Regions from separate parts of the Homo sapiens genome. Here region 1 is linked to region 2. Evidence: read pairs that join two places in POLR2A ChIA-PET (ENCODE). Cell type or tissue: CD4-positive, alpha-beta T cell. All regions are shown on one strand. Links, peaks and the distances in the headings refer to the core of each region. The heading gives the core; the rest is flanking DNA. Region 1 has its middle 17 kb from the start of LINC02265. Region 2 overlaps RHOH (ras homolog family member H).

Evidence for each region. Peaks named below come from ENCODE experiments on the same cell type or tissue, not always from the same donor. Only the 100,000 strongest peaks of a DNase experiment are listed, where the experiment ranks them.
Region 1: POLR2A ChIA-PET joins it to region 2 with 9 read pairs; 13 of 35 experiments call an interaction of 5 or more read pairs at or near these places.

What each region holds. Positions count from the first base shown.
Region 1 is chr4:40,287,204-40,292,580 of GRCh38, reverse strand. No RefSeq gene overlaps it. Among named protein-coding and RNA genes, the nearest start is that of LINC02265, 17 kb to the left of the region's middle. In CD4-positive, alpha-beta T cell, for the core only: no CTCF peak of the experiment used is centred there; DNase peaks (open chromatin) are centred at 1,550 and 2,770; H3K4me3 peaks cover 232 bases; H3K27ac peaks cover 1,810 bases.
Region 2 is chr4:40,228,556-40,233,932 of GRCh38, reverse strand. The region is part of intron 1 of RHOH (ras homolog family member H); the gene reads right to left. Among named protein-coding and RNA genes, the nearest start is that of RHOH, 34 kb to the right of the region's middle. In CD4-positive, alpha-beta T cell, for the core only: a CTCF peak has its summit at 4,818; DNase peaks (open chromatin) are centred at 2,952 and 4,742; H3K4me3 peaks cover 2,521 bases; H3K27ac peaks cover 4,263 bases.

The DNA of each region.
Region 1 (5,377 bases), core at 215-5,214, 59 kb before region 2:
TGATGGGCTGTTTGTGGATGTGATTTGACTCAGCTTTGACCATGCAGATGAGGACATAACCACTCCTAGGGGATGATGACACACCAGATAGAAGGAACAGTGGTTTGAGTGACTGTGGGCAGTAGACCTTCCCCTCACTTGGACTGTTAAGCTCTGGGCTGAGAGAGAGAGATAAAACCACTGTACGTTGCTGGGAATGGGAGGGGGATATTATTGTTTCAACATCTTAGCCTAAATCTCAACTAACACAATGGCAGAAATCACTATGGAGTTTTTGAAAAACAGAGATAAGGCCGGGCACAGTGGCTCAAGCCTGTAATCCCAGCACTTTGGGAGGCTGAGGCAGGGGGATCACAAGGTCAAGAGATCGAGACCATCTTGGCCAACATGGTGAAACCCCATCTCTACTAAAAATACAAAAATTAGCCAGGCGTGGTGGCGGGTGCCTGTAGTCCCAGCTACTCAGGAGGCTAAGGCAGGAGAATTGCTTGAACCTGGGAGGTGGAGTTTGCAGTGAGCCGAGATTGCACCACTGCACTCCAGCCTGGGCGACAGAGCAAGATTCCATCTCAAAAAAAAAAAAAAAAAAAAAAGAGAAAGAAAGAAAGAAAAGAAAAACAGAAATAAATCTAATTTGTTTTAAAAAATGTGCATTATCTGCATGGTAAATCCCTCCATCTTTTGACTTTTGGCAAAATCTGTTACAAACATAAGGGCTTTATGCAAGTGAAAGTCTTGGTAGAAATGAAGGAAAGACACTGGTTTCCACAGCTGGGCTGACAGAGCACAGATCGGGGAAGACACATGCAGGATGGGCCAGAAACTGAAATAATTTCACAGAAGCAGGAGCTCCAAGCCAAAGATTTCCATGATGATAGGAGCTCACCTGAATTCACAGAAATCAGGGAGGCCATGGACTTTGCACAGAATATGAAATGGAAGAATGTTCCAATCCAATCTAAGTCACAGGGGACAGGAGAACCCTGATGGACACCTGGGCCAAAACAGAATAATTAATCCAAGAAGGCAGGAATGTGTAAGAATTAAGAGTACAGATTCTAGAGTTGGACTTGAGGTTCCAATCTCTACACTACCACCTACAATTATGTAACTTGAGGGAAGTTACTTGAACGTCTGTGAATTGGGTATAATAATAATATCTACCTCATAGTGTTGTCATAGAGAAATAAAATGAAGAATATAAATAAAGCATGTAAAGCACTTAGCAGAGTGCTTGACTGAGCAGAATGCCTTGTAACCACCCAATGGGTTCACCTTCCCTACTACCTAGACAGAGCCAGTTTCTCAAGATGGGGGAATTGCAATAGAGAAACAGTAATTCACTCAGAGCCAGCTGTGTGGGAGACCAGAGTTTTATTATTATTCAAATCAGTCTCCCTGATCATTTGGGGATCAGAGTTTTGAAGGATAATTTGGTGGGTGGGGGAAGGCTGGTGAGTTGAGAGTGCTGATTGTTTGGGTCAGAGATGAAATTATAGGGAGTTGAAGCTGTCCTCTTGCAGTGAGTCAGTTCCTGAATGGGGACCGCAAGATCAGATGAGCCAGTTTATGGATCCAGGTGATGTCAGCTGATCCATCAAGTGCAGAGTCTGCAAAATATCTCAAGCACTGATGTCAGGAACAGTTTAGGGAGGGTCACAATCTTGTAGCCTCCAGCTGCATGACTCCTAAACCATAATTTCTAATCTTGTGGCTAATTTGTTAGTCCTACAAAGGCAGTCTAGTCCCCAGGCAAAAAGGAGGTTTGTTCTGAGAAAGGGCTGTTATCATCTTTGTTTTAAACTATAGTTCCTCCCAAAGTTAGTTCAGCCTACACCCAGGAATGAACAAGGACAGTTTGGAGGTTAGAAGCAATATCAAGTTGGTTAGGTCAGATCGCTTTCACTGTCTCAGTTATAATTTTGCAATGGCAGTTTCAGCCTGATACATGATAATGAAAAAATTCACCTTTATTGTTAATGATAGCTAACGAATTTCATCCTAGTACGCATATAAGACCCAAGCTATAATTCAAGGCTCAGACAAAAATCACCAACTTTGAGGCTCCTTTGGCAACGTCATATGCTCAAAGGTTTCTTACTTGACCTGAGGAAGGAGGGTGGGCAGGAGGGTTTCGATCCAGCATGTGAGGTGTGCAGGACATGATCTGGAGCTCCATCGTTCAGATGAGAAAACAAAGTTGAGAAAGGTGCCTGTCAGTCTATTCAGGCTGCTATAACAAAATACTGCAGACTGGATGCTTACAAACAACAGAAATTTATTTTTCACAGTTCTGGAGAATAGGAAATCCAAGCTCAAGACACTAGCAGATGGAGTGAAACTGCTTCCTCCTAGACAGCTGCCTTCATAATCCAACCCCATCAGCAGAAAGAGTGAAGGGTCTCTCTGGGGCATCTTTTATAAGGGCATTAATCCCATCATGAGGGCAGAACCTCACCTCCCAAAGCCTCCACCTCTGTAAGGGGATGAGGCGGAAGGTGAAGATTTCAACCTATGAATTTGGCAGGGACCAGTATAAACAGACCATAGCAGTGCCTGAGATAGCAAGTTAGTGGCAGAACGAGAAGTAAAACTACAGTCTCCATCATTTGAGTTCCAAGACATTTTTGCAAAACCAGATTGAGAACAAAATAATAACACTGATACTGAAGTTTCAGGCTACCTCATACCTCCCTGCTCCTTCCCCCCGTGTCCCTTCTGAGTAAGCTACCCACTATCCTCTCAGCAATTCAGGCAAGAAAACCGCAGTCATTCTGTCCTTCCTGTTTTCCCTTACCCCCTACGTCTAATCAGCTTTCAAGTTGTGTCTATTTCATCTCCAAAATTGCTCTCAAATTCATCTACTTCTTCCCACCTCCACTGCCACCAGCCTGTTTCAACCCGCCCACAGTAGCCTCTTAATTGGTATCCACATTGGCCCTCTCATTTTTCTCTCCTCTTGGCAGCCAAATACATTTTTTAAAACACAATTGTAATCATTCCTGTCCCTGCCTGATGGCTTCCATTGTTTCCCACAGTGTCAGGACAAAGTCCAATCAGCCACCTGGTTAGTTTTAGCTTACAACACTCTCACTGGATTTCTTTTCTTTTTTTCTGTTTTCTTTTTTTTTTTTTTAAGACGGAGTTTTGCTCTTATTGCCCAGGCTGGAGTGCAGTGGTGCAATCTCAGCTTACTGCAACCTCCACCTCCCAGGTTCAAGCGATTCTCTTGCCTCAGCCTCCCGAGTAGCTGGGATTACAGGTGCGTGCCACCATGCCCAGCTAATTTTGTATTTTTAGTAGAGACGGGGTTTCACCATGCTGGCCAGGCTGGTCTCAAACTCCCAACCTCAGGTGATCCACCCACCTCGGCCTCCCAAAGTGCTGAGATTATAGGCATAAGCCACCGCGCCCAACCTCTCACTGGATTTCTAAGTACAAACCACACCAGTTTTTCTGTTTCCAGGACAAAATTCTCTGCTTTTGAATTTTCCCCAGTTTCCTCAGCCTAGGTCTTTCCTTCTCCACCTCCCTTCATCCAGCCAACTCAAAAACATTTTTATCAAGCTCCTAGTATGTGCCAAACACTGTTCTAGGCCACCAAGGTAGTTAAGCTGTTTTGTACCATGAATCCTATTAGTAACCAGGTGAAAACTTACGGACCCTTTATTCAGGCTAAGGCTTTATAAATGCATAAAATAAACAGAGAGGCTTATAAAAGAAGCCAAATGTATTGAAACAGTTACCAAGGTATTTTTAAATTGTGATATAGTAACTTCCTTTTTTTTTTTTGAGACGGAGTGTTGCTCTTGTCACCCAGGCCGGAGTGCAATGGAGCGGTCTCGGCTCAGCTCACTGCAACCTCTGCCTCCCAGGTTCAAACAATTATCTTGCCTCAGCCTCCGAAGTAGCTGGAATTATGGGCACTCACCACCACCCCCAGCTAATTTTTGTATTTTTAGAAGAGACAGGGTTTCACTATGTTGGCCAGGCTCGTCGCAAGCTTCTGTCCTCAGGTGATCCACCCACCTCGGCCTCCCAAAGTGCTGAGATTACAGACTTGAGCCACCGCACCTGGCCTTACATATTTCTTTATTGCAGTAAATAACAAGATCTAGCAATAGGTCTAACAAATACTATAACCTCATAGTAGTGATCAGCATAAATGATATTTCAAGATATCTATAAACCTGTAGCGTGTGACACAGTCCCAAATCCAGTTCATACGACTGTGGTTTGTTGCCTACATTCATGACAGAGGAAATACTAAACTTCAGTTAGGGATTAGTGAAAATAAAGATGCGGGTTTTATTTTTCTATGGAAATTCGTAAAGCCCAAACTCTATCCACAGACCCCAGAGGTTCCCCTGGATTAGTTTAATCCTGGGGAATATACGAAGATATACGAGGAAACCAGACTGACACGGGAACTTACGTTGTGGTTGGAGCAGGCTGATAAATGAGATAATTTTACAAGATAATTGTGATGAGTTGTTGAAGGACAATAAGCAAAATAATTCCAGATGATAATGAATCGTTGAAAGAAAATAAAACGATTGAGATTAACTTGCAACTAGGATGGTTGAGGAGGGTGATTAGAAAAGACCTCCCAGGGCGGGGCGCAGTGGCTCAAGCCTGTAATCCCAGCACCTTGGGAGTCCGAGGCAGGTGGATCACGAGGTCAGGAGTTCAAGATCAGCCTGGCCAAGATGGTGAAACCCTGTCTCTACTAAAAATACAAAAATTAGCCAGGAGTGGTGGCGGGCAGCTACTTGGGAGGCTGAGGCAGGGAATGCTTGAACCCGGGAGGCAGAGGTTGCAGTGAGCTGAGATCACGCCATTGCACTCCAGCCTGGGTGACAGAGTGAGACTCCGTCTCAAAAAAAAAAAGAGAGAAAAGACCTCCCAAGAGGTGACCCCAGCTAAAACCCAAAGGAGGAGAAGGAACTAGTCCCATGAAAAGCCAGGGAAGACTGTTACAAAGAAGGAGACAAGACGAGGCAGGCCCTGGCATAGCAAGGTGACATGATTTGGATCTGTGTCCCCAGGCAAATCTCACATTGAATTGTAATCCTCAACGTTGGATATGGGGCCTGGGGGGAGGTGTTGGATCATGGGGGCATACTTCCCCCTTGGTATTGTTCTCATGATAGAGTTCTTGTGAGATACCGTTGTTTAAAAGTGTGTGGCACCTCCCCACTCTCTCTCTTGCTCCTGCTCCGTGCCTACTTCTCCTTCGCCTTCCCCAGTGATTGTAAGTTTCCTGAGGCTTCCCCAGAAGAAGAAGCCACTATGCTTCCTGTACAGTCTGCAGAACCATGTGCCAATTAAACCTCTTTTCTTTATAAATTACCCAGTCTCAGGTATTTCTTTTTTT
Region 2 (5,377 bases), core at 107-5,106:
TTTATTTGAGAGGGAGTATTACTCTGTCGCCCAGGCTGGACTGCAGTGGCATGATCCCGGCTCACTGCAACCTCTGCCTCCCAAGTTCAAGCGATTCTCCTGCCTCAGCCTCCCAAGTAGCTGGGATTACAGGTGGTTTTTACATTTTTTAATGGTTGAAAAAAATCCAAAGGAGGAAAATATTTTATGACATGTGAAAATTATATGAAATTCAAGTTTCAGGTTTCACAAATAGCATTTTATTGGAACACAGTCATGCCCATTCATTGACATGTTGCCTATGACTGCTTTCTCGCTGCAACATAAAGTTGCAACCAAGCCTAAAATATTTTCAATTTGGTCTTTACACAAAAAAGTTTGCCAACTCCTACTAGACAGAAAGGTAGTTCAGAGTAAGAAGGGGCATGTAGACCTGGGGTCAGGCAGGCTTGGGTTTGGCTCCAATGTCTGCCACTTAAATGTGTGACCTTGGGGCAATTACTTAACGTCTCTGACCTTCGGTTCCTTTGACAACAAAGTCAACTATGCATAGTGTCTACAGCACAGACTCTGGAACCATACTGCCTTTCAGCCCCACTGGCTATGTGATCTCATAAAGGTCACTTAACTTCTCTAAGCCCCTCTTCCCTAATTGTAAATAGGCAATAATAACGGTGCCTACCTGGTGTGAGTTGGTTGATGGTATTATTTTTAATAATAAAAATTAAAATAAAATAATGATACCTACCTTACAAGGTGGTTGTACAGAATTAAATGGGTAGTGCATGTAAACCACATTGAATAGTGCCTGGCACAGAGTGAGTACCGTAGAAGTATTTACCATTATTATAATTTACCTTGAGGGGTTGTCGTAAGATGGTTCTGAGCTAGTGTATGTCATGAGCCTAAAACAGTGCCTGGAACAAAACAGGTACTAGCAAATAGTAGCTGCTATGATGATGATGATATGAACCAGTACTACAGACACACAGGAGAGGGAGCATTAATTCTCGAGATGGGAGAAAGGAGTGGTGATTTGGGAGCCCCGCATTTAAAAGGTGACAGCTGATCTGTAGGATGAGTAAGATTTTGATAAGCAACAGAGAAGAAAGGCTTTGGGGGTGGGGAGAAGCATGTGCAAAGGCCCAGGGGCATGAAAATACATGTTTGATTTGGGGAAGTAGAAGAAGTTCAGGGAGGTTGCACTGTGGGCTGCTCAGTGGGGAGCAGGAAGTGGCCGGTGGAGGGATTATGGGAGATGAGCCTGTGATTTTATACAATCCAAGGTTGCCTTCTGCTCATCAGCAGCCACAGCACACTATTAGCTCCAGCTGACTCCAGTTAAAATCAGTTAACAGTCAATTAAAATCCCTGGGTCTTTGGCACATAAAATGTTACTAGCCAGGCACAGTGGCTCCTGCCTATAATCCCAGCACTTTGGGAAGCCAAGGCAGGAGGATCACCTGAACCCAGGAGTTCAAGACCAGCCTGGGCAACATGATGAGACCCCTGCCCCCCGCCTCCGGTGCCTCACCACCAAGTCTATACTAAAAAAAAAAAAATTAGCCAGGCATGGTGGAGCATGCCTATAGTCCCAGCTAGTTGGGAGGCTGAGGCAGGAGGATTACTTGAGCCCAGGAAGCTGAAGCTGCAGTAAGCCATTATCACACCACTGCACTCCAGCCTGGGCAACAAAGCAAGACCCTGTCTCAAAAAATAAAAAAACTGTTACCAATCCATTCTCTTTTAACTTAAATGTTACTAACCTCTTTGAGCACCTACTCTGTGTCAGGCATTGAAGCCAAGTTAAAGAAAACACAGCTTCTGCCTTCAAAAAAACTTACAGTCTAATGGCAACACCAGACATAAACTTCAGCAAGGATCTGAGGGAGGAACAAATAAAGTGCCAACAAAGGGAAAAAGGTGCTACCTGCAACTAGCAGGAATCAAGGAAGGCTTTGTGGAGGCCATGGTATTAGAACATGACCCTTAAAACCACTGAGCTTGAGATGCACAGAGAAGAAAGAGAAACATGAGCAATGAAGGAAAAACCTAGGGCACCTAGAAGGGTGAGAGGCAGCTCAGTTGGGCTAAAAGGCGGAGCCCAGAATGGGAGATCAAGCTGGGCTGTAGGAAGCTCATTCTTGTGGCAGGTTAGGCTGGATTGCAGGTGGGAAAGACCAAAGAGGCAAGTGGGAGGCTCCTGCCGTTGGGATCAAGGATGACTTTATCCAGAGCAGATGCTGTGAGACAAGAAAGAGGGAGAGAAGCCCCAGCAACATCCACGAGGCGGAACTGACACGCAGGCCTGAAACAAGGTGATTCTGAGGCTGTAGGCCTGGGGGCCTGGGAGAAGCTGCTGGCAAACATAGGCAGCACCAGAGGAGAGAGACAGATCTGTGAGATCCATGAAGAGGTGGGTGTTTCCCACTGGGGGGCCTGCTGAAGAGACAGAGCGCTTTCAGGAGAGCCACAGGCTGCCGTCATATGACAAGGCTATCGTTTACTGAATGAAGGGGAAGAGAAGTGGGGTAGCCAGGGTCATCTTCCTCTCCCATGAGCTTTGACATGAAATCTTTAGCTAGAAACATGTTCTCTTCTATGTTATGTATAGCAAAAAAAAAAAAAAAAAAAATCACCTAAGAATAGGTGGGTCTTGCACAAACCAATTTGCTCCTATATTGAAATCCATTAACATAACATCGTACGGGTCTATTCACAGACACAGGAAAAGGCTTCCTAAGCTAAATGGGTGGAAAGCAGGTTTCAAAATGGCAGGTTTCAAAATGGCCTGTACAGGAGATTCCAGAGCTGTGAAAATGTCTAGAGTGGTGCCCACTGGCTTGTCTCTGGGTCCTGGGGTTGTATGTGATTCCCATTTTCTTCTCCTTGCTTAAGTGCATTTAAAAATGTGTCCACGATACGCATGTGCTATTTGCGCAGTTTTGAAGAAGTGCTTCCTGTATGTTGTTTTGTCTTTTTAATGTGGTCTCAGAAGGGAACAAAAAGGCTGGGCTGGTCCCTTGAAGCTACAGAAAATTTCTGTGAATCCCTATCAGTGACTCTGAAAATTTTTCTAGGTCTACACTGCTGAATTCGTTTACAATTCCTAGAAGCACTAACTCCAACTTCTGATTCCCTTTTAAAGGTCTGTTTCATTCTCTCCTCCTTGCAAAGGAGATGAGCAAAGCTGAATAATTCTGCCTCCTGAATCACAGCTGTTCATAGCTATCCTCAGCCCCAAGCCACCTCTTCTTTCTTCTTACTCATAAGAGTTTTAAAAGTCCAGGCTGAGAGCCAGGCGCGGTGGCTCACGTCTGTAATCCCAGCACTTTGGGAGGCTAAGGGGGGTGGATCACTTTTAGTAGAGATGGGGTTTTGCCATGTTGCGGATAGTCTTGAACTAGCCGCAACATGGCGAAACCCCATCTCTACTAAAAACACAGACAAAAAAAATTAGCTGGGCCTGGTGGCCTGTGCCTGTAGTCCCAGCTATTCGGGAGGCTGGGTCAGGAAAATCGCTTGAACCTGGGAGGCAGAGGCTGCAGTGAGCTGAGATCACACTACTGCACTCCATCCTGGACAACAGAGGGAGGCCTGGACTCAAAAAAGTCCAGGCCGGGTGCCATGACTCACACCTGTATTCACACACTCTGGGAGGCCAAGGCAGGTGGATCACTTGAGGTCAGGAATTCTAGACCAGCCTGGCCAACATGGCGAAACCCCGTTTCTACTAAAAATACAAAAATTAGCCCGTCATGGTGGTTAATAATCCCAGCTACTCAGGAGGCTGTAGCAGGAGAATCGCTTGAACTTAGGAGGCAGAGGTCGCAGTGAGGGGGGATCGTGCCACTGCACTCCAGCCTGGATGGCAGAGTGAGACTCCGTCTCAAAAAAAAAAGAAGTCCTTTTTATATTCTTTTAGATATTCAAATAAATATGAATATGGCCTGGGTATTAGATGACATTTAAGAACTATTGCTAATTTTGTTAGGTGATAACTGTATTGTCAGGTCCTTATTTATCAATCAATTTGTCAATTGTATTTTAAGGCCCTTATCTGATAGAGATGTTGATGTATTGATGAGGAAAATCAATAAGATGTCAGGGATTTATTTTATATTATTCCAGAAAACAAGCAAAAACAATGGATAAAGTAAGATTGGAAAAGTGTTAAGAACTATTGAGGTTGAGTGGTGGGTATACAGGGGTATATTAGCCTATTCTCTCCTCTTTGGTGTAGCTTCAAAACTTTTCGTGTTAAAAGTTTTAAAGCGTGGGGGCTTTTGTTTTCTTTCTTTCTTTTTTTTTTTTTTTTTGAGATGGCGTTTCACTCTTGTTGCCCAGGCTGGAGTGCAATGGCAAGATCTCAACTCACTGCAACCTCCACCCCCAAGGTTCAAGCGATTCTCCTGCCTCAGCCTCCCGAGTAGCTCAGACTACAGGCATGTGCCACCATGCCAGCTAATTTTGTACTTTTAGTAGAGACGGGGTTTCTCCATGTTGGTCAGGCTGGTCTCAAACTCCCGACCTCAGGTGATCCACCCTCCTCAGCCTTCCAAAGTGTTGGGATTACAGGTGTGAGCCACCGCGCCAGGTCCCAAGCTGTAGTTTTATTCTTACTCTCTGGTTATAGAGAAAATGCAGAAAAGCATCACCAAAAGAGAAAAGTATACTTTACGCTATAGTGACTTTTTCAAGTATTTGAAGGCATGTTCATGGAAGTGGCAAAAGGATGACAGCACAGAGGCTTAGAGCCTGCCTCCTGGTGGAGGGATATGGAAGAGGAAAGCCACAGTCCTGGGTAAGGATTCCCAGACAAGTCAGGGAAGAAAATCTTGCGCTTCAATACAGACTCTACCTGCAACTCAGTAAGACATCACTATCTATTCCTGGGAAGTAAGGGCCATCTCTAGAACATAAGCCAAAGGAGGCCAAAGGAGGCCCCTGAGATGACCCAAACTCAACTTTCTAACTGGTATCGTTACCTTCACTAACTTCCCTCGGCCCTCCCTGGGTAGAATTCTGCAGAATTAGCTCTTTGCAAAAGAACAAACGTCATAATGAAAATACCTTAAAAAGAAAAGAAACTCAAGAGTGAAAATGCATTACCCACACGAAACCAGATGAGAAGTCAAAGTAACTCTGAGAGTGAGGAAGACCCTCTGCCCTGGGGGTTCTTGTTGTCTGAAAAGGTGAGGGGGCTTTGGAGGTTTCTATCTTAGTATTTTGTGTTTTCCCCTTAGACGTAAACGTAGCCTTTGTCTGTGAAAATATGAAATCTGCCTGATGTCTGGATAGACCTCCACCAAGTTCAAGATACTTCCCAGCTGTAAAGCACCATCTCTGACTAAGAAAACCATCACATCTCAAGGTTCCCCCCATCCCCAACCCCAGA